3 separate regions of the Homo sapiens genome follow, and all the other regions are linked to region 1. A link is an interaction called in ENCODE POLR2A ChIA-PET data of the cell type or tissue named here. Cell type or tissue: GM12878. All regions are shown on one strand.

Evidence for each region. Peaks named below come from ENCODE experiments on the same cell type or tissue, not always from the same donor. Only the 100,000 strongest peaks of a DNase experiment are listed, where the experiment ranks them.
Region 2: POLR2A ChIA-PET joins it to region 1 with 5 read pairs; 1 of 35 experiments calls an interaction of 5 or more read pairs at or near these places.
Region 3: POLR2A ChIA-PET joins it to region 1 with 5 read pairs; 2 of 35 experiments call an interaction of 5 or more read pairs at or near these places.

The regions. Positions count from the first base shown.
Region 1 is chr5:89,227,819-89,235,818 of GRCh38, reverse strand. The region is part of intron 7 of MEF2C-AS1 (MEF2C antisense RNA 1); the gene reads right to left. Among named protein-coding and RNA genes, the nearest start is that of MEF2C-AS1, 350 kb to the right of the region's middle. In GM12878, no CTCF peak of the experiment used is centred here; a DNase peak (open chromatin) is centred at 3,438; H3K4me3 peaks cover 958 bases; H3K27ac peaks cover 5,811 bases.
Region 2 is chr5:89,431,990-89,439,989 of GRCh38, reverse strand. The region is part of intron 8 of MEF2C-AS1 (MEF2C antisense RNA 1); the gene reads right to left. Among named protein-coding and RNA genes, the nearest start is that of LINC02161, 150 kb to the left of the region's middle. In GM12878, a CTCF peak has its summit at 4,417; DNase peaks (open chromatin) are centred at 3,349 and 4,449; H3K4me3 peaks cover 1,150 bases; H3K27ac peaks cover 6,040 bases.
Region 3 is chr5:89,037,490-89,045,489 of GRCh38, reverse strand. All of the region lies in intron 3 of MEF2C-AS1 (MEF2C antisense RNA 1), which reads right to left. Among named protein-coding and RNA genes, the nearest start is that of MEF2C-AS1, 160 kb to the right of the region's middle. In GM12878, no CTCF peak of the experiment used is centred here; no DNase peak of the experiment used is centred here.

The DNA of each region.
Region 1 (8,000 bases):
GTCTACAGACTGTTACAAAACTCAAACTGGTACATGTGAGCAGGTCCTGTGCCCTAATTCATTAGGTTTCATGGCATTTAAGACATGGGAAAGGCATCTCCAATTTAGGCAGCATGTCTAGATAGAAGCAGAGAAGGATTTGGAACACTAGTCTCTGTGTAGTCCACAAACAGCCTACTAAATAACCACAGATTCCCCAATATTACAATGAAATCCTAAAAAGAGATAACTACTCAGAGCACTTTTTCCATGCCTATCACTTGTGAACAATATAACGTGAGAACTGGTCTTCCCCTCCAAGGATGGGATATATTCAAAAACAACTATCTATTTTATAATTTAGGACACTCTAAGCAGAGCATCAAATATTTCCCACAATGAAGACAGAAATCTTTCTAGGAAGAATGTCCTCTATGCAGTGATCACTCTCTATTAATATTTTTTGACCTAAGTTAAAAAATAAGGGGAAGAGAGATGTAAAGAAAGAAATTTTTTATGCCCTAAGATGAAGCTTCTCTCCATCTGCCCATTAACCTCTGTCCATCTCAGACATGGAAACAATAAATTAGCGGACATGCATGAGAAAACCATTATGTAACTCTGCAGTCATAATCTAATGACCTCTAAATCTGCTGCTTTTTTTTTCTTTTCTCCGTTTTGAACCATGTAGTCACATATTAAATCAAGTAAGAGTGGAAGAAAGCTGAACACAGACTTAAGAAAAGCACCTAGGAAAAAATCTCTTTTATAATAGAAAGAAATACAAAATGTACTAAAAACAAAACCAATGAACATTATTTGCTATAATTGAAAATTAAATTTTACCAAAATTAGTATGTGTATCTTCAAACCTATAAATGATATCTGTCAAAGACAAGGGTCTTAAATGTTGACTCAGAAGGTTGGCAGAATTCTGAGAAAAAAAAAGGGTTCAGTAAGTTATTCCGATGCACTCCTCACCAAAACAGCACTCATAAAGGGAGCCTATAAGCTGAAGCCAACATCCTGTTACTACATCAACTTTAGAAGCATGGAGACACTACACTAACAAAAAGAAGTTAATGCTACTTTAAGAAAAGCAGGTAGCAATTTGGCAGCTCAATAAAATTGTTGATTTCACAATAGGCAATTAATTCTATATCATGAAAAGTTCTTTTCCCTATTACATATCAAGATAATTGTTACCAATACTACTATAGAATCTCAAATATAGCCCTACCCTCATGGTTTCTTATATACTTCTAGTGGCTTGCTGGTATAACAACTACTTCTCTGGGGGAAAAAAAAGTGTGTGTGCATCTATGTACACAAGTTAATTATAAATTGTACCAATATAAAGGGCATGTAGCACACAATATAATGAGAAAGATGAAAGTGATACAGTAAAGATATAGCAGAATGCACCTATTTGTCAGTTATGTATGAGTAACTTCATTGAATCAAATAATAATTTTCAAATATTGGAAGACTAGCTCCTCAATTTTTATGCTATTCATAATGTAATGAACACAAGCGAGGCACTGAAATTTAACCTGCCGGGTTAACATTTTCTCCATCACTTTCTTAAGTTTGTACAATCAACAAAACAATAATTCAATCCCCAATTATTAACATTTAGTAATTTTCATGGTGTAAACGCTACCACCATGGCTGATTCAAACTACTGATGTGGCATCGATGGATAGGGAATTATGAAGAGATACACAATAATACATCATTGTTCAGTATTTCCACTATGATATAGTCAATGTGAATAATCATGAAGGCAAAGGTAACAGTAAAAAGCAGTAAATGAATTAGGAAATAATGTATTTAAATACATCTTTTTTATTTCAATATAATTTATTTAATTGTAAGCTTGCATTACAAATATTTTTAATAATGGCCTTGAGGGCAGATCACTTAAGCCCAGAAATTAGAGACCAGCCTGGGAAACATAGGGAGATCCTGTCTCTAGAAAAAATACAAAAATTATCCAGGCATGGTGATGCATGCCTGCAGTCCCAACTACTTGGGAGGCTGAGGTAAGAGGATCAATTGAGCCCAGGAGGTCAAGGTTGCAGTGAGCCATAATTGTGCCACTGCACTCCAGCCTGGGTGACACAGCAAGATGTGCCTCAAATGATGACTGATGATGATGATGATGATGATGATGATGATGATGATGATGGCCTTGAACAACTGGCTTGCAAAATTAGTGAAAATTTAACAATTAGCTCTGATGAGCTGGTGAAAGCTTGCTCCAGCACATCTTTTGATATTCCCCTGGGCTATTCCCAACAAATATTGTTTTCCAAAATGTTCACTCTGATTTTGTTGCTTGGGCCTCCTAACCTCTCTTACTCATGGAAATAATATTATTGATTACGGCTAGGTGGAAACAGGCCCTAAATAAAACTTTGCATTTGTAATAATTAAAATTCCTTGTAAAAGAACATTTAAACTTGAAGTCCATTTAATTGCAAAAGAATAAACACGAAGGAGAAGTTTAATTAGGCTCAGTGACAACTTCAAAGGCTGTGGAATGTGCTCAAAAGTCACCTTTGAATCACCACAAACATCTCTTTCACTTTTATTCTTTTCTGGTTAAACAGACTGCAAGTTTAAATGTCTTGCTTACTAAAATGGGCAAACATTTTATAGTGATTCCAAAGGTGACTTCTGAGCACAATCCACAGCTTTTGAAGTTGATGTCACTGCTTCTAATTAAATCTAATTACACTGAAGAAGCTGCTATGAGATAGGAAAAGGGAAGGCTGTATATTAAAAGCTAAATGCAAATGATCTCAATTTGGAAAAGTATGCTTAATATTTGCTCAGTTGTCAATATTCCCTCTAAAACTACCCACATCCAGGGGATCTTCTTTCACTTTTATGCTCTCTTAAAGAAGAAATGCTCTCAGACTAACTTGTCCTATGCAAATTGACTATTTTTTTTTTATTTTAATTTTTCCAGGCTGTTTGACCACGGTAGAGTAAATAAGACCTTCTGTACAGGGTTAAGAATTTTAGAAATCATTACTAAATAGATTTTTTAATACTGATGTCTTGCCAAATCAGAAGACAAATAGTGTGAAATAGCTTTTAATGTTTATCTACGTTGAGTTCTTAATCATAAAGCTTTAGCTCAGCATGAGCTTTTAGTTTACACTGAATGAGGAAGAAAGGTTTTAGTTTTTGCAGCATATATATTTCTAGTGCTCCTTTCTGATTTTATGGGCAATCCTGTCTTCATGCTTTCTTAATCTTGAAGCTTTTTCAAAGGCAACATACTGTGCCAAATGTACAGCGATTATGTAATGTGGACAAAAATCCAGTGGGAAATGTGTAGAGCAGATCAAAATCATTCCACTTAAGACCTTTTACAGTCATTTGATCTAATGATGTTCACTAACGTTTGATGTACTAAAAGGCAACCACTGTGTGAACATAAGGTTTGCATCAACATGTGACTTCTCAGTGAAACCGAGATCATTGTGGTCTTTTGAAGACAGTTTTACATACAAAATAATAATATCTATACAGTCCCATGACACACTTTATGAATCACTAAATTTTATGCCACTTCCTATGAAAAATCTTTCTCATGTCAACTGGTCATCAAAGCAGTGTCTTATATGCATGGGAAGCAAAATGGGGAATTTCATTGATTACCCAAATTGAAAGTATAGCTCATATAAATTTTTGGAGAAAAAGTAAATTGTCATCTAGTTTACTAACTTTGACACAGCCACAGATCAAAATTGTTCCATAAACTTATTTAAGCTAGAAAATATTTCCTCATTTCTTTTCATGTTCTACTCTTCAGTTACTTTTTTTCAAGGTTCACCAATACTGTGCACTTCAGGATTCAACTATACATGAGTAACTCTACTATAAGCTCAGACATGTAAAGAGCTTGGAAATCATCACTCCTGTTCTTACAATAAGAAAGAGCTGAACAAACAGAAATGCAACGACTTTTCTTGAGAGAACTGAGATTACAGGGTAAATTTCTATCTAGATATCTGGAAAGACAGCCAAATCCAGAGATTCACAGTATTCCAGGAAAGATTTGCTTACCTGGGGTAGAAGTCTCTGGAGCTCATAAAATGGTAGGAGCACTTAAATGGTAATTTTGCCACATTGCAAAGGCTGAATGGACTAGCATGAGAGTGTAAAATTCCTGGGGTCACAGACTTAGGGAGGCCCCACAATTTTGTTGGCTTTACCTCAAGGAATCCCACCAGATTCTCACAGCGAAGAGCCAACAAAGATCCTTCAGCCAGAAGCAGGAGTTAAAGCTTCAAGGAAATAGGTTAGGAATGCTACGGCCGGAGAAGTAGAGAAGAGGCCTAAGGGAAACCTATACCACTGGCAAAACACTTACCAAAGTCATAGCCCTAAAACACAGGCCCACTGAAAGAGTAGTGTTTAATTGTAAGATTACAGAATTTTTCACCTCTTGCGTTCCTTTGCACAGCAACAGCACTCTGGTATAACAACAGTGGACCATAGCTGAAAGAGCTTCAAGATGTCCACTGTCTTTGAGGAGGAACATTTAAGGGTGTCCAAAGTCAACAGGAGAGAAACATCAAGGACACTAGAGGAATTTAAAGCTTCTGGCACATATTAGCTACAGCAAACATAAACACGGACCAACTCTCAGCAAAATTAACATAAATCCTTACTCTATAAGCCTAATTATGAAAGTTCTTATTATCTAATATATCACATCAAGCAAAAAACTTACAAGGTATACTAAAAGAAAAGAAGACACATAGTCTGAAGAGACAAAGCAAGCATCATCAGGACAGTCTCAGACATGACATTCCATGTTAGAATAAGACAGGAATTTAAAATAACAAATATGATTAATGTGTTAGGGCTTCAACAGAAAAAGTAGACAACACGCAAAAATAGATGGGTAATGTAAGTAGAAAAAAGAAAATTTAAAGAAAAAAACAAAAAGGAATAGTGGAAATTAAAAATGATACAACAAATAATGTCTTTAATGACCCTGAGAGTGACATCAGCAAGAGGATGAGATGAGAGACCAGCACTCATCTCCTCACAGAAATATCAGTTTGAACAGCTTCCATACACACATGGAAATAACTTCACAAGAGCTAAGAAATTCAGGTGAGAGATTACAGCACCTGACAGGAGCACATAAATAAGAAAAAGATGCTTTGAAGAAGGCAGAAAGGACAGTTTCACATTACCCTCATTATCCCTCCCCCTAGCTCAGTAAGTATGGTATAGAAAGAGATACCCTGTGCTTGGCGGAAGTACAAACTGATCACCTGATATTGCTGTGAACCCCAGCACCAGACTGGTCCCTGCAACTCCAGGCTATAGGCCACTCCCTACAGACACAGTCCCCAGGCCTGACCCAGCACAGGCTATAGGCTGGCCCAAGGCCGGATAGGCCTCATGAAGCCAGAACCCATACCTGCTCCCACAGACTCAGGCTCCAGGCCACACACCATGGACCCAGGCTCCAGGCATGCACTGGTGCCAGACCTGCCCTTGTACACCCAGGTTTTAGGCCCATGACAGCACCAGAACAACCCTATGGCTTCAGGTTCCAGGCATACCCTAGCACTAGGCTAGCTCTTAAGGACCCAAGCTCCAGGCCAGCCACCATGGCCCCAGGCTTCAGGCTTGCTGCAGTCATTCTACATCAGCCCAAGTAGACCCAGGACCCATGCCTGCCCCCACAAACTCAGACTCCTAACAACCTCAGCATCAGGCCTGAGCAGACCCAGGCTCCAGGCCCACCCCCATATTTCTGGGCTACAGGTCCACCAGCATGGACCCAGACTTCAGGCCCATTCCGTGTTCCCAGGCAATAAGCCACGTACATCTGTGGGCCACAGATCAAAGCTCCAGGCCCACCCCAGTGCCAGGATGGCACCTGTGTAGCCCCAGGCTCCAGGCCAGCCCGCATGAAACCAAGACCCAGGCCCTCCCCTACAGACTCGGGATCCAGGTCAGTTCAGCATCAAGCTAGCACCTACAGAACCAGTTCTTAGTCCTACCCTATGGCCCAGGCACCAGATCTGCCCCTGTGGACTCAGACTCCAGGCCCACCCCAGTGTGAGGATGGCCCACTGGGACCCAGGTTTCAGGCCTACAGCAGTGCAAGGATAGCTTTGATAGCTCCAGATTCTAAAGGAGTCCCTAAAGACCCAGGACCCAGGCTTGCCCCTATGAGCTCAGTCTCCAGGACTGCCTCAGTGGGTGCCAACACCAAACTGGCACACATGGCCCCGGCTCCAGGCTCAGCCATATATAACTAGATACGATGCCTGCATATATGCACCAAGGCTCCAGGCCTGGCCTCACCCTCATCACCATGCCCGCCCTAGTGGACTCCAGCAGGAGGCCCGCACCTGCAGACTCAGGCTGTATTTCAGCCAAGCTCTAGACCCACACCACTGGACCCAGATGCTAGGCCTATCCCCAAAGATCAAGGCCCTGGGATAGTCTTTGCAGACCTGGGAGCCAGACCCTCCAGCCCACTGACCCAGGCACCAGGAAGCCTCCCTCCCTTGCACCAAGGACTTCAGAAGCAAGCATGCATGTACCCCATTGGCTGTCCTACCTAGTATCTCTAGAAGGGTGAAATGATGACGGACTTTCCCTGCCAAAGCCGGTCTGTAAACACTAGAAGAGGTGCCTACTTCTTCAAGTGTGCAGATCCCAATGCAAAGCCAGAAGGATCACAAGTACTCAGAAAAACATGACACCCATTAAAGGAACAAAATAAAGCATATGTATAGTCCCTAAAGAAAGAAGAGACCTACAAACTGTGGAATAAATAATTCAAAACAATCATCTTTAAGAAGTTCAGTTAGGCTGGGTATAATAGTTCACAGTTGTAATCTCAGCACTTTGAAAGTCCAAGGCAGGAGAATCACTTGAGCCCAAGAGTTCAAGTCCAGCCTGGGCAACATAGAAAGATCCCATTTCTTAAAAAAAAAAAAAAAGAAAAAGAAAATTAATTAGCTAGGTATGGTGATGCTTGCCTGTATTCCATATAGTGCCTATAGCTACTCAGGAAGCTGAGGTGAAAGGATCGCTTGATCCCAGAAGTTTGAGGCTACAGTGAACCATGATTGAGCCACTGCACTCCAGCTTGGATGACAAAGCAAGACCTTAACTTAAAAAAAAAAAAAAAGCTACAAGAGAATACAGAAAGACAATTAAGTAAAATCAGAAGAAAACCAATACATCAATACATGAACTAATGAGTTCAACAAAGAAACCACAAAAAGAAACTAAACAGAAATACTGGAGCTAAAGAACACAATGACTGAGTCAAAACTTTCCACAGACTTCTTCAACAGTAGACCCAATCAAGCAGAAAAAAGAATCAGCAACCTTGAAGATAAGTCATTTGAAATTACCAAATGAATAATAATAACTAATTTTAAAAGAAGTAAAAAACAACCTACAAGTTTTATGGAACACCATAAAACAAACCATTTTATGCATTATGGCCACATCAGAAGGAGAAGAGAAAGAGAGAGGAGAAGAAAGCTTATTTATAGAAATAATGACAGAAAATTTCTCAAATCTGAAAGGAAAGATTGTCATCCAGATCCATAAAACCTAAAGAATCCCAAATACATTAAACCTGAAGAGATCCTCACTGAGACATATTATAATAAAATTCTCAAAAGTCTCAGATCTAAGGGAGAATTTTGAAAATAGCAACAGAAAAGTAATCACATTCAAAAGAACCCTTATAAGAATATGAGCAGATGTCTCAGCAGAAACTTTACAGGCTAGTTTTGAGTGGGATGATATATTCAAAGTACTGAAAGAAAAAAGGGCCAAGAAAGAATACTCTACATGGCAAAACTGTGCTTCAGAAATGAGAGATAGACTTTCCCAGTCAAACAAAAGCTGTGGAATTTTATTACCACTAGACCTCCCTTACAGGAAATGCTAAAGGGTATTCTTTAAGAATGAAACCATTGCTAACTAGCAGCATGAAAACGTATGAAAGT
Region 2 (8,000 bases), 200 kb before region 1:
TAAACATATGATCATGCATGCATGCATACACATATACCGTATTTTCTATGCATTTAACTATGCTCACAGAAACACCACTTGAATTGTTCTGGGTTGATCTCAGAAAAAAAGGCAGAGAAACACAGTAGGACTGCTTTAAAGTTACATGTTCTCTATTTCACCTATATTACAAATGGTCCATGTGGTTTTTGGAGTCTAGAAATACCTAAAGGAACTGATATCACTAGCAAAGATTCCATAAGGCTGACATGTAACTTTGCTTTCCATTTACAGCAGAAACAGCCTAAATTACCGTGGAAACAGAAGCACAATTACTTTGCCAGAATCTGTTATATAAAGTAGTAATAATCACTTTCTCTTGTTGTCAGATAGGAGAATACCACATAAGTAAAGTGGAGAGAAAGTGACTGTAGGGAAAAGAGAGGGGATGTGAAGGTACACACACACACACACACACACACACACACACAAAAGAAAATGAAAAGGGTCTGAATATTATTTTATAAAACTTTGGTTTGTTTTACAAGACAATAAATTAAAGCAATTTTTCTGAGTAGCTCAGGCAGTAAAACAGTTCATCTGAATTAGTCAAAGTGGAAATGTGAGTTTCTGTCTGAAGAACATAGTTTAACCATAAATTCATGATTCTATACTTTCTCTCTAGCCAGTCCAGAAAAAAAGTCTATCTCTTTCTGGTGAAGAGATTTGAAGCATTATCTTCTTTGTAGCATCTGATTCTGTGAAAAGTTAAGGAAAGGCATTCTTTGGATTTCTAAAAATTATGCACTCAGTGTAATCAGGATAGACTAGGTTATACTGAGATAACACCTCCAAAACTGCAGTAGATAAGTGCAACAAATGTATATTTATTGATCATATTACGTGTTCATCCCAGGACAGCTGGGAACTCAGCTCTACATCTTCTCACTCCAGGTTGATGAAGCTTCTATCATCTGGAATGCTGCTGGTTGCCTTGACAGTGGTAGGGAACAATAGCAAACCGAATTTCCTTTTAAATATTCCATCTTGAAGAGACACCTATCACTTCTCCTCACATTTCATTAACCAAGGCAAGTAATGAGGACACGAAGTGTGTTTCATGTCCTGAGGATAGGGAAATGTATTTTGACCATGTGACCAGAAGGAGAGGTAATAGTGACCAATTATAAGAGACCCTCCATGGGAAGGCTGAGCAATGAATTTTGTCTCTTTTCATTGTTGTTTACAAACTCTTTCATCTTAATGATTGTGTGAAAACCTACATTGATTAATATGGTCAAAGGTAATGCATAGCTTATCCTTCATAGTTTCATTTCAGACAAAAATAGAAAAAAAGTAGACTCCTGCTTGCAGAGACCCATTTCCCTGAAATGTTTTCTGGCTTTTTGTTTTTTTGACAAAAGAACAGCCAGCCATTAGAAAATTACTGGGCTTGTAAAAACATCGCTATTATAATAAATATCCTAGAGTCTCAGTGTATGAGCAGTGCTATGGACACCAACTTCTCAGTTTATTTTATGTGCTCTTTCTGCCTCTCTATGTTGAAAGTCAGGGCCTCTGCTTTCTCCAAAGATGTCCTTGGATTGACATCGCCATTATGGCACCAGTTGTTATTGCTGTGCTGTTGCCAAGGTAGCCAAAATATAGACCTGGGTTCAAAGTAGTAACTGGGTGTGTAAGAGGGTAGTCACTTCTACTCTCATGGATACAGCTGCTTGAATGTGACAAATACTATTAAGATCGTGGGTCTTATTACCTCAAACCACAAGGTGCTATCTGAACAAATGCTTGGCTTTTAACTGTCAGATTCTTGAATGTGTCACATTTTTCTTCGGATCTTTGGGTTATTGTAACAGCTGTTTGTAAACATTGTAAAGCCCACATTAGCTACAGAGTGAGTAGAAATATTTTGACCCAAATATCTGCCCCCTGAACCATGATAAGGAATGTAGCCTGTATGCTGACACTTAAGCAGTAGATTTAAATAGAAACTAGGATCAACTTCCAGCTGAATAAGTCAATAGGCATTTTTGATTTCTGACTCCATCTGGGTCAGTTTTCATTCATCAGATGGCCCAAAAACATCCATTGACGTTGAGACCTTAAATGAAAAAAAAAAAAAAAAAGGTAATAAACTAACAGGTATTTCCAACAAGATTTTGGCTGGGCAATATTTTCAATGAGAGTCTAATCTATCCTCTTTGTTTGACAGTTAAAGTTACCAGTGCTTGTTTAATAGCCATCCTTTTCTTTAGAAACAGGGACACAAACAGCTTTAGAATTTGTCATGCTCTGATCTCTTTCATTCTGAAAATACCCCATGCTATTTTATGTGGTGGTAATGAGTTAGATATTTCTAGTGTTTGCCTGGGTAAGCAGTCATGAGGGCTGTTGTAATAAGTAAATAGTAAGACTACATTGCTCTGATAATAGCAACTTTCATTGAAGGATGTGAATGTGCCTTGCAAAAGAATGATATAGAATCCTTAGAAAGGCTTTTATTAGCAGAAATGTAATACAACTATTTTTAAAATGGAAACAGTAAGGCAGAGTGGAGAAAGAATCTCTGATATTGTGTTTCTAGTATCAATTGTAATTTGGGACATCTAAGCTATCAACCCAAGCAGTTAAGAAAAGTTCTAGTAAGAAAATGAACTTGTAGCACATTGAATATTATGGGAAATCTTGTCCTCAGCATTTCTGGATTTTGTAGATCCACATATCTGCCAAGAAGTTGTATTAGATAGTTACCTTTGGAAGCGGCCAAATGATATACATCCAGTTGAAATTGTGATTAGGATTGAAAACATATTTCTTACATTAATAATCTAATCCTTTTGTCCACTCTTTACAAAATAATTAGATATATTATGGCCATGACCCCCAAAAGTTAAAGATATTTCCTATCAAGCTCACTTAAATATAGACAACCATCTACTATTTTATATATAATGGTTATAGCAGTAAAGATAAAGCTCATATATTTGCTTCTGGAAGAAGTACTTTTTTTTTTTTAGAAGATCAACCCTCTTGTTTTTTATTCTAAATATTTGAGTCATAATTAAAGGTAGTTAGGATTAAATACATAAATAACAAGGTAAGGTAGCTTAAGTGTATGCTGGGTAACAGGCAATGTCAGACCAAGATTTTACTGGAGCTAATCAAGACAACTGAATGTGGGATGCATGTTTTCATTGTAAAAATGCAGGCAAGCTTTTTAATGTTTTCTTTTCATGTGATGTTTAGACAAATTGAGGTTTGTTCTTGTCTCATCGAGCTCTCATTTTCTCTTTCTGTCGTTCTTATTCTCTCTCTCTCCCTCCTTCCCTCAAGGAGAATCTCGAAATGAAACTGACAGAGCTGTGTTTCACTCTTTTATGGTGTAATGTTTGTGAGGTTTCTCACATTGTTTACATGTTTCCTTGAAATAAAGATGGCACTTTCATTGAGCATGTGTCCTGAATTTCCTCACAAAATCAAAATTGAAAATGGAGGCTAGAAATAATGCTTAATATCTTTTATGTCTATTTTGTCATGAAAATTATTCTTTGTCAAAACTGGCCCTGTATAAATAGAGAGGAAGAATATATTTTTGCTCTATTGCCTTCTACACCTCTTTGTATTATTCTAGTACATATTCTAGTATGTTTTTCTAGGTTCTACTCCTAAAGTCCCCAGGAGTCCACAGTTTAGTGACCCTGAACATTTAAGATTTTTAGAAAGTGTCTAATTTCTAAATTTTGCATTCTCATCTATTATTACAAGTTTGCTGGAGTTTTCAGTCTTGTGGGCTATAATGTAATAAGGATGTCAATACTTTATGCATCCTATATAGCATGTGAGCAAATAACAATCCTATCAAGATAGTTTCTTTAGAGAATTTTTTGTAGAAATCATCTTATAAACTGTTGCCATATTTCTAAGTTCACAGAAAATAAGTAAAAACAAACCAAACTATACTTAGTGTTTAGTGCCCCTTCTTCCCTCCAAGCTGCCCCTTTCCCTACTCTCCAAAGTCAGAAATGTCAGACTCCTAGAACGTTGTTAATAGGAAACAATCTGAGAGTACTAATTTCCACTAATTCATGAAAGTGTGAATGACTCTTAATCCCTTAAACTCCCAAAGGTTGAGAGTGATTGGAATAGTTGCTACCTAAATAAATCATGAATTTGTAGAACTTTAACATAACAATACATTGATGTAAAAAAGATTCAGATAATACATAAAGATTTATTTTCAGTTAGCACGAGAAGATCATACCAATTTAGATGTTTGCCTCTGCATCTTTTTATCTATAACGCTCGTGATTTACACAGCTTTCTTATTCTTAACTTTTTGCACCACAGAATCTAAAAAGTCCCATTCGTCTTCATTGTGGTTCCTATTTCAGCAGCTGCAAGGCACTGGTGTGTGGGGAAAGTGTGGCAGGAAAGAAGGTATTGTGTACATTGATTTTGGGTAAATCAGAAACTGTGTATTTGCATTCAACTAGGGACTTTCTGGGGATACTGCCTGACTTGAAACTGTGAGGAGTTCAGGGTCTGTGGAAGGTTGTTGAGAAAATATTTAAGTTCCTGAAATCACACCATTGGTGTAGCCTTTTCTATCCTTTATATGTGACTTAAAATTCATTTTGTTCATTTCTAAATGAAATAAATGAGGTTTATACACCATAACCCTAGCTTCCTAGCTGTGGTGCTAGTATTCACTAGTCCCGTGTTTTTCAGAAAATCATTTTATCTCTTTTTGACTCAATTATCTCCTGAATCAAATGGGATCATGATTCTAGCTGTGTCTTTCAAAGGTGCTGTTGGAGAAATGATGGACGAATAGATATGAACATGCTGAGACAAAGTTAGGGATATTATGCAAATTTTACATATTTTAATTATCAAATATTAAGAGACAGGACAAAATGCAGCTTTAAAATATTTTCTTTAACTCTTTATTATAACTAATTTCTTGTCGAGATCTAGGTTAAGATTTAGGGAAGTCATAATGTGAACTACTTTGTTGAAACTGAAATTAACATGAAGTTTCAGATTTTATAAAGTAGTTATTGGAATACCTTTATAAAACTGCTTGCCCTCTTGCCTTTAAGAATGCCAGGGAACTCAACATACTTCTCAGGGTCCTTAAACACAATCAATGACAAAATAGTTTTTTTTTTTCCCTGAAAAAATAATCAGTGTTATTCCAGGTAAGGATTCAAAGATATTTGAACATATGTGATAAACTAAAATTAAACTGGACTAAAATTAAAACTACAGTTTTAATTTTATATCACACAAAGCATTTATGAGAGTATATTGTTTAATTTGTAACCCAAGAAACAGTCTTTGGGAATGTCAAGATGCAATTGAGGAAATGTTTCAGGGGGTTGGGTCCTGTATTAGATTGAAATGGAGGCAAGAAAGAGTAAGGCTTTCTATATTAATGGCATTGGGGTCCTTTTACACCAACAGTCTATGAAGCTTTAGAAAAGAGAGAGAGGCACAAAGCAATCTATTCAGCAAGACATACATATATACAGTATTTGGTTTTGCATTACACCCAAAAAGATGGTGTAGTGCAAAGCCAAACACTGTACAACTCACTTCCATAGACTGGAATTTCACAGACTTGGGTTGATATTGTGTGTCTGATTATATGCCTAAACAATAACTCTATTTGATAAAAATCTTAATTACAACTATCCATACTAATATTCAACTATCAATACTAATATTCAAAGTATTTCACAATGGATCTTATGCTTTCTAAAATGCAAAACATTAGATCTTTCCAGCAATTATAAACAGATGTTAAATATTTCTTTATAATACATATTCATTATATATTACATATATATTGATCTATATATATAAATACTTACAAGCACGTGTATATAAAATTAACAGTCTCAAACCTTGTCAAAATTATTCTATTACAAAGTCAAGTTTTTCTTTGATTTACGTTACTATTGTACTTTAAAGTTATTCTTCCTTTATGAAGGGATCTGGGAACACTATATCCAGACACTTAATGCAAACTGGTCTACTGGACATTACATGGTGCCAAAATCAGATACTTGTGAATTTAACACACCTAAGGCCATCTTTACATTAGTACATTGCTCACAGCTTCAGCAGAAAGCATATTGGACAAAGTCACCTGCTAAATAACTTGGCTCAGGAAGTCAGAAAATAAGCCACTGACCTCCAAAATGAGAAGAATGATGGTGAAAGGATAAGCCAAAAATGTAGGTCACTTTGATTCCTGATTTTCTGTCACTCCCGCTTCTAATCCACACCAAGTTTACCTCTTAAACTTCCCTTATATTCATGAATGTCCTTTCAGCACACCTCTCTAATGATCATTAAACCCTTTGAATCATTGAAATACTTTCTCAATGGTTTCTTATAGTCTAGCTCCCCTGAAATTAATTTTCACAATTGCAGTCAAATAACCTTCCAAAAAGGTTCAAATAATATCAAATCTCTCTCCCCGCTGCTGAAAAGTCTTTTACACCACTTCCCTTAGCCCTAATGACAAATGGATAGGTTTGTTTTGTTGTTCATGTTAGACTTTGTCTTTCATATGGTTGGTTTACCTCAACTTTCTCAAGATTCTTGGATGTGTAGTCACATTTATAAATGATGAACTATATTGAATAGCACAGGTAGCTGACACATATTCTGTTTGCTTCTGTTCACTACCATTTCCCCGTGAGGCCTCTCACCTGAAAGAGAAGCCTGAGTGAAGGTTCTGTGTAAGTGAGGGAAGTCAGGGGAATGTTTTCACAGCCAGTCTCTTTGAAGTGCCCCTGGGAAAAATTGCAGGTTTCAGAGCAGGAGCCTCCTACAGGCTGTAGTCCAGTGCATTTTACTACCAAAAGAAGTGCTCTTCTGCCTTTTATTTTAAACTTATTTTGTGGTGTGTGTGTGTGTGTGTGTGTGTGTGTGTGTTTGTGTGGCTAAAATCATGTTAGGATGTGCTCCACTTGTCTGTCAGACCCCGGCATCTTCACAAAGATAATTTTGTTATAAAGATCACCCACTTGCACTTCATTTTGAGAATAGTCCTTGGGCTTAAGCCCTGGAACAAAAGCCTTTGCTACCAAACCATAGCTCTATTTACACCTGTATGGAAAGGAAGAGTTCTACTGTCCCAGCTCTTTGGAAAATAGCTGTCTAAAAAATGACCCTGGATTGCCCCCTCGCCTATCCCTGCCTTCTTTATTTGTTGATTCACCTTCGAGGTCTCTTAATGACTTCTGCTAAATTTCATCTTCTTTTATTTCCCTACCAATCATATTTCACTTATGCTATTCTCATAAGTTTTTATTATTTATTAACTTATTTACTTCAGAAATTTCAACTTTTATTATAGATTAAAGGGTACATGTTCAGATTTGTCACCTGGGTATACTGTGTGATGCTGAGGCTTGGAGTCCCAATGATCCTGTCACCCAGGCAGTAAGCTTGGTACCTAACAGTACCCCTGCCCGCTTGCCACCCTCCCCCATCTAGTAGTCCCAAATGTTTATAAAATTTTGATTCACTAATGGTACACTTTATTTTTTCTTTCCATAGTGTCATGTTCTCTTTCATTTTAATTCACCATTTCTGTCAATTCAAGGAGAATCTGAGGCAAAGAAAATACAGACAGATTTGAACTTACTAGATCAATTTGAACCAGAAGCTTAAGTTTACCTTTAATTTTGTTGGAAAAATAGTTTGAGTAAATTAATAATTTGATCATTAAATTATAAAAGACAGTTGTAACATCTAGGAAAACTTACTATTTTTAGGACCATTAACTTCAAAACTGTTTCTATTAATTTACAAACAACTTTATGCATTCTTATTAAAGATGATTCTTTAAGAATCAATTTAGAAAACTTAATTATCTGATCATATCAAAATTAACAAGATTAAATATATTTATATATTTTTTATTTTCTAATTCAGATAGACATTATTTTAAGGAATTTCAGTTAGTTAATTATTAAATATCA
Region 3 (8,000 bases), 190 kb after region 1:
TAAAAATGTAGGAAGCTTCACCTCACTGCAACATGTGAAGACTGGCCAGCATCTCCTAAAGAATCTGATGAGGAAACAGATTGCTCACTTTCAGGTGGTACAAGAGGCTTAATGTTGGCAAACATGCAGCTGATTGCTAACGCTCACCCTTTGCCACCACCTCCAGCAACAAGAAAAAAATTAGGACTCCTGCATACTCCCACTGCGGATTAGTTTTTATTTGTGGTCTTTTATTTCTTTTTAATGTAGTCAAGATAGTCTGATGTTCCCTGTATACAAATATTGGGGGAGAGGTTACACAAAGTGTGAGTTACCTCAGGCCAAACCTAAAATAGCCCTGGTTCTCCCATCCCCAAACTTCAAAGTCAGCCCCATTCTCCCTGCTTCTTCTTCTGCGGTGACTCTGCAGTAGTCACAGGCCAAACAGCCTGGGTGGTCCCCCCATACCCAAGCATTCCCTGAGCCAGGGAGCAACCACATACCCTCAATCTGGGGTAGGGTAGGCAGGGGAGAAAAAGATAGAGCTGATAAACACACTCTGGCTTCCCTGAACTCCCCTTTGGGGAAAGTCAACAATATACAAGCTGACTGTGCTTACACAAGGCAAAGCTTTCCAACAGTACAGCATTGTCTGTGCTGTCTAAGATTTTTCCTTCCTTACTACAGTATAGCAATATGGGAGGCCACGTGGCACTTCACGGGCGGTGGGAAGATCATGAAACTGGAAGCAAAAAGACCCATGTCTAAATTCCTAACACTCGATGGCAATCATTATTCCTCACTTCATATTTCTTCAGGTATTGGGCACTAAGGCTTATTTATTTGTTCACTTATTTCCTGAAGATGGGAAAAAAGGTATTTTTCTCAAATTTCCTCAGCCTTTGACTCTGTTTTAAAGCATTGATTTATGGCAAATAAATTTCAGTCTTCAAGAGAATTCAACAGGAATCAACTTTAGCATCTTCTAGAGAGCAGACAGGAGCTCTCAGTGGGTGCCCTACACTCACTTTTGTGGAAAGAGAAAAGAGGATTTTTAAACTCAGCATAACTTTTCAGTGGAATCAGGAACTGAACAGTAACATTATCCCAGTTGTGCATTAGAAAATCCTCTTTCTCCAGTGTGTAATGGGACTTTAATCTGAGGGATGCTATCCAGAAAGGCCTGGTAGAAACAGAGAGCCACAAGCCTATGGAGTTCTAGGAGAAGTGCCTTTTCTTTATGAAACCCATAAATAAACCAGTTCCAGTATCTAGAAGAATACAAAGGTTTTCTGAATTTTTTTTAAAAAAGGGTGCTGGGGTGGGGGGTCTGGATATTCTAAGACCATGTGCTGGAGGGTGTGGGGAAAGAACTGGCTTTTCTTTGAAACAAGAAGATGTATTTGGCACCTCTGTCCAACGGATACCTGGAGCAGATTCTATGGTCACAAGCTGTTATATCTAATTTTATTCCCCCTAGTTTTCTTTATTATGAGTCCCATACTGTTTTGAGTCTTTCCATCCTTTACAACTGTTGAATCTTTTCTACAGATCTGTAAAAACAAACAAGCCATTTCCAGATTACCAGCCAGCAACACCACATCCTGTGTTACAGCTGATGATAAGGAAGGAGGCAGGTAGTTCCCCTGACACATCTAGGAAGCATCCTCCTTCTTCAAACAGAAGCACACAGCATTCAATTCCAGGCAACGTTTGTCTGACCTTGTGGTCTACTGAGCTGAAATGGTTACACTCTTCTTTTTCTCTAAATCTATAGATTATGTTTTTCCTTTGACATTTTTCCTTTTTTCAAATTTTCTTATATAAGAAAATAACCTCCTGGGGGAAAGCTGTATTGGCTTTCACTATGAGCCCCAGGTGTATCCTAATTAGCTTTAAAACTTATATATATATTTAAAAAAAAAAACTTCAAGTTGAAGACAACTAAAGCAACCAGCAGCCATAGTTTGGGCTAATTAACTCTCTGGTAATAGTGACTAGAAACTGTGGTCTCAAAGATGTGATGATGATGTAGCTACCCAGGATCATATCTGCTCTTTTAATTTCTTTTAAGTTAATCAGCTTAGTAATAATTAGCAACCTGAAATTATTTTTGTCTCTAGCTATTATTTATTATTTTCCTCTTCCATTTATGTGTTCTTCACTCTCTCCCAGCAAACCCCTCCAATCACCACTTAAAATACAGGAGTTTCCTTCTTCTCCCTCCTCCCCAAACATATGCAAACATACACTGAAGAGGGCAAACATAGGGTCTAATGTTTCTTTTGCATCCTGAATTTTGTATTCTCAGAACCAAAGGTAGACTGAGTATGAGCCAAAAGGGGGGAAAGTATTGTCATACTCCACTGTCTCAGAGAACTAGAATCTTTCCCATCTTCCTCATCTCCTCAAGGAAATGCTGTGCCCACTGGGAGTAGTCTCTTCCTAGCTGATCTGTAACATAAGGAAAACCACACCTGAGGTTATAGTTGGCCCGGAGAGAGACCTACATGCCCTAATCATGCACAGCTGTACAGCCTTCCGGGCTATCCTGTGACAGCCAGCAAGTGGGCTGGAAAGATTGCAATAAAAATGCACTCAGTCCTACTGACTCCTCTCTCATCACCCTATAAGGGAAGGTTCCCTTTCAGGACAGCCTATATTTTGTCCAGCTTATACTTTATATTGCCTAAGAAGTCTACTCAAAAAACTTAGACAAGAAATAAGTCTCTAATCTTCTATTGAGGAAAGAGAATATTGGCCTAGAATTCAAAAGAGCTATCCTCTCACTCCTTCTCTGCCATTAACTAGTTTTGTGGCTTTAAAGAAATCATTGTCTTCTCATAAAATTAAGCCACAGAATTTCTAAGGCCGCTTCCACCTCTAAAGGTTCTATGAAGGGACAGTTTTCCCATTAGCCCCTTTGAAGACTAATTGCTAACTTCTGTACAGATGTAAGGTGGATAATCAGACTCAAAGAAACACAGATATACACTTCATGGGACTTGAAGGGAATTTTCAAAGACACTCTTTTCTGAAATCAAGAGAGCTCTTACAGGGCCAATGTTGGTTATAATATCTACATGAAACATAATATTTTTCTGATACACTGATCACCAGTCAGAGGTTAACTTGAGATCCCCTGGTGAAGCAATAAAGCAACTTTAAAAGTTGAACTAAAATGAATATATATGACTACAACAATAGAAACACCAAATGAACATTTTAGTCCTTATTTTGTGCCAGACACGGAGTTAGGGATTTCTGCATGTGTTATCTCAGCGCAGCATTATACACACGCTCTGTCCTCTCATTCTGTTCTCCAATTATCCCCCCAAGCTGGCCTGCCATCTGCCCACCTCCTGCACAGAGATGTTGTATGAGAAAGGACCTTTATGCATAGCACACCCAATCAGCTCTTGTCCACCCTAAGGCCTTCCACAAACCATCATCTCAATTGATTGCCTCCCTGTGGAAGGAAAAGAGCTCCATATTTGTCAAAAAGAAAAGAAGTCTCTGTTTTTCTGGGTTTTTTTTTCCTGGTGTATTTCCTTCAAGTCTCCAGGAGTATTTTATCTACACAAGGAGGGACATTCTAGTGTCTAGATCAATATCTGCAAAAGCTTTTAAGCTATAATAACCATGATCTTCAGCACTCAGTATATTTTGACAAGACCCCCCTCTATGTCAAGTGAGATGAGTAAACTACAAGTGAGATTGGTAAACTCTTAGGCAGGAATTTTTAGACCCACTCTTTTCAGTAGAAAGGTCCATAATCATTAAGTCAAATGCAAGGGGAAAAGCATTCCCAATCATATAGTTTTAATTCCCTGTAAGTCCAACCAGCACAAACTTCATCACTACATTGTAGTGTTGCTAACTAATGAGTTGAATTTTGGCAGCCCATTAATCTTAATTTTGTAAACACTGATTTTTTTTTCCTGGGTTTTGAATGGAGCTAAAATTAGCTCTTTTTTTTTTTTAAGTTTAACCTCCATTTCAACTTCCTGCTACTGAGTTTTTTATTACAACAAACAGCTCTATCCTTGACCAGGATCTAAAAAGAAGTCAGAAGACTTCTGGGAATTATGACCCCACCTCTCATTTTGTTTCACACGCTTCCCTGTCCCCTTTGGGAAATTGACTTCTAAGGAAACTCACTTGAGGCTCAATTAAAACTACGGGCACAGAGAAGAGGGGGCACGTCCTCACCTTTTCCTCCCCAGTGAGGACTGTTTTAAGGACTAATCCTACATAGGAAGATTTTTGTGGGCTTGCAGGATAAGACAAAACTTGGAGGTGCACCACAGAACTCACTCATTTGACAATTGCTGGATCATCTCAAGTTACCCTTACAAGTATAAATGCCTAAGATGGAGACTGGAAGGAACTGTCCCATCAAAGGGAGCGTTCATGGCTTTCAATCTTTCCCCAGCTCTCTCTGGCTTCTTAGCCATTGCCATTTCGCAAATACAGTATAGGGAACAGCAGTTTTATTAGTGTAAGAGAATGTATGAACTACACTCCATTGAGTTACGATAGCTAAGACAGTCATTACACATGGCCCATTTTCTCATTATGCTCTCTCTTAGCATCTCCTCACTTACAATAGGCTAGTCTATCCCTCTTCCTTTTTCTCTGGGGTAGCCTATTCCAGAAGACTTTCAGCCCCTTCCCTTATTTTTCTCAAACCTACCGTATTGCAGCCTCCCAGACACTCTCTTCCCTTCTCTATTGCACTCCTTTAGTCTGTTCTCATGATTTCAGATTTATACTGTTAAATACCAGTCCAGTCTCTGAGCATTCTTTGCTCACTTGTGATAAACCAAACAATCACATTTCTTCCACAGAAGCATCCTGACATTTATCACTCTTCTTTAAGTTTTCATGTTACTCACTGAAATTCTAAAAGCAGTCGCCAAATCCATCTGTGAGGTAATCTTTTCACTGTATTGTATTTTGCTATATTAGTGGTGATGATGAGAAAAGGCCCAATTGTCAGACAGCAGACAGCCAGGTAGAATCCCGGTTCTCTGCTATATACCATTTCTGTGTCCTTGGGTACATTATATAAGCTCTCTGAGCCTGGTTTTTTTTTTTTCCATCTACAAATTGAAGATAGGATAGTCTCTGCCTCACAAGGTAGTTGTGAAAATTAAAAAAGATCCTGTGTGTAAATCTTCAGCACAGTGCCTGGCACACAATAGGTACTTAATAAACATTAGCTACAAAACAAAACTATACCAAATTGTTTTAAAGATTATATCCTTAGCTCCCAATTGCAGTTTGAGGGTTGTCACCCAGATGTACAATTCCATGTTTAGAAATATTTTATGCTAGAGAATGAGAAATATGGTATGTGTCTGTGAATGTAATTTTAATCTCTCCTATACTCACCTGCCTCCATATCTGAAATCAAGTAATAAAGGCCTGCATTTCATATGATGTTGTAAATTAGCACTAGGAAAAATAGAAAGAGGTAGAAATGTAGTCCCTCCCTTCTGAAATCTATCTAGAAAAGAAGGCACACTGCATAGTATTCCATGGTGTATATGTGCCACATTTTCTTAATCCAGTCTATCATTGATGGACATTTGAGTTGGTTCCAAGTCTTTGCTATTGTGAATAGTGCTGCAATAAACATATGTGTGCATGTGCCTTTATAGCAGCATGATTTATAATCCCTTGGGTATATACCCAGTAATGGGATGGCTGGGTCAAATGGTATTTCTAGTTCTAGATCCTTGAGGAATTGCCACAATGTCTTCCACAAAGGTTGAACTAGTTTACAGTCCCATTGAACAGTAAGAACACTTGGACACAGGAAAGGGAACATCACACACCGGGGCCTGTCGTGGGGTTGGGGGAGAGGGGAGGGAAAACATTAGGAGATATACCTAATGTAAATGACAAGTTAATGGGTGCAGCACACCAACATGGCACATGTATACATATGTAACAAACCTGCACGTTGTGCACATGTACCCTAAAACTTAAAGTATAATAACAATAAAAAAAAAAGAAAATGTGAGGCTCAAAAAAAAGAAAAAAAAAAAAAGAAGGCACACAATCGACAAGTAAATAATAGCCACAAGAGAGCCCATTCACAAATCTGTAATACTTGTTGGCTAAATGAGTGGCATAGACAGTTCTTTGAGTTAAGACAATCCCTGCCTGACATGTCCTAGGAAGTATTCAGGGAGTGAGAAGAATTCAAGCTTGGCCTTGAAACACGGGCCTGTTTGGATCAAGTTAGAAAAGTAGAGTGAACATTACCAGCAGTGGAATTTCAGAAAGAGTAGCCCAGAGTCTGGTCAGAATAGAGTATATTCAGTAGAGAGTTATGTTCAGAATTTTGCTGGAGCACAGTAGGAAGATTTTGTACCTACATTCAATGAAAGGCATAATGGGATTAACTTATGTTGAATTCCTGGGTATGGACTTTGACTTTGAATTTCCCATTGTGGTCCATTGAGTATGAGAAAGAAGTTTCATGTGGAGATCTCCTAGCAATTGATAGTGGTTCATTAGAAATCTGTGTTCTTAGGCCATGGGCTCTTAGGCAAACAAAGAATGATTGATTACTAATGTCTACCATGAGGAGTGGGAAAGAGGTGGCCTATATGTTTTAAGTCCACCATGCAGGCAATACAATGTGAATCAATGAGTGCAATTTTAGACAAAAAGTAACATGATAAAAGAGATGTTTTAAAAAAGATCAATTTGGCAACAGATCATTGGATGGACTGCTAAGAGAGACAAAGCAAGAAAACCAGACCTGTTTTGCCAGAACCAGGACAGCAACCATGTAAATAAACATAGAAGAAGGAAGGAATTTAAGAGATTGTAACGGCAATTTGGCCAGGTGTGGTTGTGTGTGCTGGTAGTTCCAGCTTTTTTGGAGGCAGAAGTGAATTTCCTGAGTGCAGGAGTTTGAGGCTGCAGTGAGCTATGATTATGCCTCTGTACTCCAGCCTGGGCTTACAGAGTGAGACCCCATCTCTTAAAAAAAAAAAAAAAAGTAAAGAAAAGAGATTTTATTAAAAGCAAATCAATATACCTAGCACAAATACTAAAGGGTCTTTAAATCAAGTTGAGACATTTTGATTCTTGAGAAGGGTACCATATTGGCTAGGTCTTATAACAGGAAAGCCTGGTTTATTTCATTCATCTATTACCAAGTATTGTCACTTAGCAGAAAGTAAGGGCATTTGAGATGGAGTACAGATAAGCTCAGACAGATAATAGATAAAGAACGATTTGGATGTGGTGCCTTCTAAGTTCAGTGAGTATTTTGGTGAACCTGGTAAAAGTTTGATGGCAAAGCAGGGGCCCACCTAGAGGGAGTCAGTGACCATGGGCAGAAATGGTGGAAGACACTAAGCATAAATCTTGCCTTTGTCATGATTTTGACCAGTAGCTCTGGCCATGGCTTATTTCACCCACTCTTATCTTTCCATTTTGTTTACAATGTGTACAAAATGGCACCATGGCAGTTAAGCCAGAAGCAAAGACACAGGGCTGAAGCCAGATCTAGTTTCAAGGACAGGTAACTCAAAAGACCTCTTGGAGCAAGGGCAGAGGGAAAAGGGACTGTCCCTATAATCATTGACACTGCAAGTTTATTTATTTATTCATTCATTCATTCATTGAGGGACCATTATACATGAAGCTCTGAACTAAAAGCCATTTCAGCCAGGTGCAGTGGCTCATTCCTACAATCCAAACACTTTGGGAAGCTGAGGTGGGAGGATCACTTGAGCCCAGGAGTTTGAGACCAGCTTGGGCAACAAAGTGAGATCCTGTCTCTACAAATAATGATAATAGTAGCCATTTTAAAATTATGAGTAACGTACATATCCTCCAGACACTTACGCTTGACCCAGCAGAAAAGACATGCATATATTAAAATGAAGGAATACAGTGAGAAATGGCAGAGGCCATAAATAGCAAATGTCCCTGCCTTGTATCTAGCCAGTAATAGTCTTGGATATGCTGCTTTCTGGAATGTCATCAGTAAG